Linked DNA regions of Homo sapiens: region 1 is linked to region 2. Evidence: read pairs that join two places in POLR2A ChIA-PET (ENCODE). Cell type or tissue: B cell. All regions are shown on one strand. Each heading gives the region's core, and the rest is flanking DNA. Links, peaks and the distances in the headings are about the cores only.

Evidence for each region. Peaks named below come from ENCODE experiments on the same cell type or tissue, not always from the same donor. Only the 100,000 strongest peaks of a DNase experiment are listed, where the experiment ranks them.
Region 1: POLR2A ChIA-PET joins it to region 2 with 6 read pairs; 21 of 35 experiments call an interaction of 5 or more read pairs at or near these places.

What each region holds. Positions count from the first base shown.
Region 1 is chr7:77,523,799-77,526,629 of GRCh38, reverse strand. The region is part of intron 2 of LOC124901681 (a long non-coding RNA gene); the gene reads left to right. Among named protein-coding and RNA genes, the nearest start is that of PTPN12, 12 kb to the left of the region's middle. RefSeq lists enhancers at 55-554, 555-1,056. In B cell, for the core only: no CTCF peak of the experiment used is centred there; no DNase peak of the experiment used is centred there.
Region 2 is chr7:77,405,796-77,408,626 of GRCh38, reverse strand. GSAP (gamma-secretase activating protein) reads left to right here. Exons shown (of 31, transcript NM_017439.4): 2 at 2,522-2,598. Among named protein-coding and RNA genes, the nearest start is that of GSAP, 9.1 kb to the left of the region's middle. In B cell, for the core only: no CTCF peak of the experiment used is centred there; no DNase peak of the experiment used is centred there; H3K27ac peaks cover 923 bases.

The DNA of each region.
Region 1 (2,831 bases), core at 182-2,681, 120 kb before region 2:
GTCGTTAGCAGCTATACAAGTCTAAACTAAAATCTATAGAGGGAAATTTCATTTCCAAGAATTGCTGTAATATTATGCAAAAATCTTCTAATGCCCATAGAATTCTAGAAGGCACCTAATGTGCATATTATATGTCATCATTTGATGGTTACCTTACCTTGTCAGTGAATATCACATTTCTTTTATTTATTTATTTATTTTGAGATGGAGTCTCACTCTGTCACCCAGGCTGGAGTGCAGTGGCATGATCTCGGCTCACTGCAAGCTCTGCCTCCCGGGTTCACGCCATTCTCCTGCCTCAGCCTCCCGAGTAGCTGGGACTACAGGCGCCTGCCGATTTTTTAGTTATATTCAAGTTCATTCAGTAGTTGAAACTTTGGTTTTTGTTTTGTTTTAAGACAGGGTCTCTCACTCTGTCACCCAGGTTGGAATGCAGTGACACAGTCATGGCTCACTGCAGCCTTGACCTCTGGGACTCAAGTGATCCACCCACCTCAGCCTCCCGAGTATCCAAGACCACAGGCACACGCCACCACACCCAGCTAATTTTTGTATTTTTTGTAGAGAGTTTCGCCACGTTGCCTAGGCTGGCTTCAAACTCCTGAGCTCAAGCAATCTGCCTGCCTTGGCCTCCCAAAGTGCTGAGATGACAGGCATGAGCCACTGCACCTGGCTCAGTAGTTGAAAATTTGTTAAAAGGTATTTACTGTTAATAGCTAGTTACGATTAGTCTTAGTTTTCAATTAGCAAGCATTTTATGGTTTTAAAATTGTTTTTAATTTCCATTTAATATGCTCTACCAGTTACTTTTTAAAAGTATACTTTTAAAATAGTTTATTTTAAACTTTAGGGCATATCCTTTTTTTTTTTTTTTTCAAAGAAATTAACTATGTAATTTATCAAGGCAATCATCAACTGCCCTTTCCTTGTCAATTTTTAAATAGTTCCATTATTTCAAAATTCTGGTGAAATATTTATTTATATCTTTCTTCAGTAGTAAGTTGTCTCCTAGAGATATTTCATTTCTTTTTCTAGCTGAATGTTTGGTATTTAATATTTCTTCAGTAGATTTCAATTTGCTATCTTTCTGTAGTTCTCACTGAGTGATCTTTCTGTTGTGTTACATGAATACTATTTTTAAGTATATTCATAATATTTCACAAATCCAGTATCATGTGTCATACAGATGAGTCTAGGCAGTGGTTTTATTTCTAATGAGCAATTTGTGAGACATACTATTAATCATGCAATACCTTTAACAGTTGAACTTTTTAATTGTGGGTTTGTGTGTGCGAGGGAGATATTTATGATTTCTACTAAAGCCCTCAAAGCTGCTCAGACAGCCCTTTTGTCCATTTTTGGTCAGCTCCCATGGCTTTATCACTCGCTTCAAGCCCTACACCCTGCTTCTTCATTCTTAGAAAAATGGAGTTATCAAGTTTTAACTCAGTTTCTCCTTTCCAAGTGAAATTGGGAAATCACAAATTTACCCCTATAACTTACTCATTTCTCTCCACTATTAGGATTCTGTTGACCCTCTCTACCCTTTTATGTCTCTTCCTACTCTTGCTGTACAAATATCTCCTCTCCTTTATTGTCAGTCTTTTCCCCTTCAGTGACTCTCCTTATCCTACAAAATGCTCAAGACTCCCACAAACTACTGCCCATCTCATGCAACCCACAACAGTCTGACTACTGGCACATATCTCCTAAAGGACTTCCTACTTGCCAAATCTCATGACCTCTTAGTGTACATCCTTCTTAACCCTTGTGCAGCATTTGACCCTTTTCAGTGAATACCATTCCTTCTTGAAATTCTCCCTTTCCTTAGTTTGTTTTAATTGAAGTGAAATTTATATAATATGTAATTAATCATTTTAAAGTTAACAATTCAGTGGCATTTAGTACATTCACAATATTGTGCAACTACCACATCTATCTAGTTCTAAGACATTTTCGTGTCCCCAAAAGAAAGCCCTATTCCCATTAAACAGTTACTCCCTACTCCTTCCTCCCCTAACATCCTGGCAATCACCAATCTGCATTCTGTCTATATGGATTTACCTATTCTGTATATTTCATATAAAAATGGAATCATATATAATAGTATGTGGCCTCTTGTGTCTGGCTTCTTTCACTTGCATAATGTTTTGTTTCAAATCTTAATATTTTCATATTTGCCTCAGATTTTCAGTAAGAAAACAGTATGGATAGAGTTGAGATGCCTATAGAGTCCTTCCTTTCTCTCCCCAGAAATAACCATTATCTTGTATTTAGAATTTTTATTGTTCCAGTGCATGTATAACTTTATGCTGAGTAGTATCTTGCCTTTAAAAAAATTCTGGTAAAATCACATAACAAAATTTACTATCTTAACCATTTTTAAGTGTTCATTAGTGTTAAATATATTTGCATTGTTGTGCAACAGATCTCCAGAAACTTTTCATCTTGCAAAACTGAATATGTATACTCATTAAACAATGTTCCTTGATTTCCCTGTCCTTCTAGCTCCCAGTAACTACCATTCTACTTTGTTTCTATGAATATAACTATTTTAGATACCTCATACAGGTGGGCTCACATTTATTTGTCTTTTTGTGACTGGCTAATTTCATTTAGTGTAATGTCTTGAAGGTTCATCCATGTTATAGCGTATGAAAGGATTTTCTGCCTTTTTAAAGCTGAATAATATTGCATTATAAGTATATACTACATTTTGTTTATTCTTTCATCCATTGATGGACTTTTGGGCAGTGTTCACTTTTGAGGAGTTGTGAATAGTGTTCCTATGATCATGGTTTTCTGTGGAGAACCAAACTGTTTTCTACAGA
Region 2 (2,831 bases), core at 271-2,770:
TGGGTTCAAGTGATTCTCCTGTCTCAGCCTCCTGAGTAGCTGGGATTACAGGTGTGCACCACCGTGCCCAGCTAATTTTCTGTATTTTTTAGTAGAGATTGGGTTTCACCATGTTGACCAGGCTGCTCTTGAATTCCTGGCCTCAAGTGATCCATCTACCTCAGCCTTCCAAAGTGCTGGGATTACAGGCGTGAGCCACTGTGCCGGCCATAATTTTGGATAACTTTTGAGGAAATTGGGAAAGTACACACTTCTGCCCAATTAGTGATAATTACAATGGTGAATCTACCAGTGTTTAAATCCTTTAACTGTAGAATTAGGAGAAATATCCTAAAATTTTAGAAGAAAGATGGTCAGTTAACTTATAGGTTAAATGTTTTGTGTAAAGAGTCTGTATATCCTTCAGCAAAATAGGGCTTTCATATAGACAAGGACACAAGTTATAAGTTCACAGCTTAGTTAATTTTCACCAAGTGAAACACACTTATGCAACTAAGACTCAGAACAGGAAGGAAAACATTAATGGAACCTCAGAAGTCCTTCATGCTCCTTTCTAACAGTCACTTATCTAACACTGTACATTAGTTGTGCCCATTATTGAAAACTTGTGTATGAATTGAAACATACAATTTGTACCTTCTTTTGGTGGTGGGGAAGGTTCTTTTGCTCAGTTTCACATGTGTTATTGCAGAATATTAATTCATTGTTTTGTACTATTCCACTGTTTGGATATAACACAATTTATTCATTCTTCACTTAATGGATAGTTTGGGTTTCTGGTTTGGGCAATAATGTACCACAGTACTATAGACATTCTTATGTGTCCCTTGCTAAATATATGTATATATTTCTTTTGAAGATATATGTACAAGTGCAGTTGCTGAGTCATGTGTTCAGCTTCACTAGATATTGCCAGTTTTCCAATTTATACTCCCATTAACAATGTATGAGAGTTTCAGTTGCTTCAGATTTTTTTTGCATCACATAATACTAAAACATAATAAGTCAAGGATGCCTGTTACAACTTTTAGTATAACTAATAAAAGAATAGCAAAAACATATAACTGACAATAGGTAATAGAATGAAATAATAAACTTAGAAGAGTAGTAAAACAGGTGAGACACGTAGAAAACAAATAGTAATATGATAAATATCAACCCAATATGTTAGTAATTACATTGAATGTAAAAATGGACTACATATCCCAATTAAAAGATTAAGAATGTCAGATTGGAGGAAAAAATCTCAAGTGGATACTGCTTATAAAACATATCTTCAATATAAGGACACAGGAAGATTAATAACAGAAAGTTATGCAAGCACTAACCAAGCTGATGTAGTTATACTAATATCAGACAAAGTAGACCTTAAAGTAAAAATAATTATTAGAAATAAAGGACATTGTATAATGAATAAAGGGTTGCTAATCCAGCTCCTATATTAAAAACTTATGTGTAATTTTTCAGACCCAACTATGTGCAGTTACAAAGACTTTATCTGACAGGCCTTATGGGAGAAAGCTGCCCTCCCCAAATCCGACTTGGTGTGTGGTCAATGCCCTGTAGTCCCTGAAATGAGTTGTGCCTGTGATTCAGGCCCCGCTGGCCAGCCATACTCTTACAGATAGCTGCATCCCTAGCCCGGGTTCTTCATTTAGAGGCCTCTTTATCAGAGGCCTTTAGCAGAGACCTTTCTCAGGTGCCTCTAAACCACCAAAACCGCCTTAGCAGCGGGGAGAGGGGAGCTTCGAAGACTGTTTTTTCTCTACTCCAGTGAAATACTTTTCCACTCCTAGCTCTTCTCCCTCTCCCTACCCTCGGCTCCTGTATCCGTGATCCTGCAGGAACCTTTTTGGGAGGGTCCCTCGATAGTGAAGAGAGCTCCATATCTGTGCTGATTCACCTGACCCTTGGCTAATGGCACCATTCCATGGGGAGAAAATAGACCAGGGACATTAGCACTTTCTCTTGTTTAGCCTCTTGCTTTATAGCATCACAGTAAGTGATTAAAAGCTTGACTGTTAAAAAGTTAATATTAACTTTTTAATCTTGTTTTAATTGAGTACTCAGACACCTGGCAGCTCAGCTTAGAGCCTAACAGTGGTTAATCTACAGGAGGCTATAACAATTCCAAATTCGTATGCCCTTAATGATATATCCTCAAAATGCATAAAGCAAAAACTAATAGATACTTGAAATTTATTGTATAACATTCACACAGAAAAGAGTGTATACAGTTCAGTGAGTTATTGCAGAGTATATCAGTATACCCAAAACATTTAACATTACCAACACGTAACAAGGCTCACTTGAGATACCTCTCAATGACTATGGCTTTCTCCTTCCTTAAAGGTTACTACTGTTTGTACTTCTAATAAAAGAGATTCGTTTTGCCTGTTTTTAAGTTTTATATAATAGAATTATTAGTATATATTTATATTTGGCTTCCTTCACTAATATATTGGTTAGATATGTTTTTAACCATCTTCTGCTGAGTATTAACCTCCTATTATCATTTCAGATGTTTTAGAAAACGATTATGAGAGCTTACATGTATTAAATGTTGAAAGAAATGGAAATATTATTTATACCTATAAGGTATGTCTATATTCTTTTTTATTGTGGTAAGATGTAAAATTTACTGTTTTTAATCATTTATATTCTCTTTTTACAGAATTCTATACTGTATCTTATTGAAGGGTAATGAATAAACTTGTTGGCATTTAATCTTAACATATGACTTTGTGTGTGTGAGACTGAATAAAGTGATTGAAATTTAGTAGTATTAGGCTGGGCATGGTGGCTCACAATTGTAATTCTAGCACTTTGGA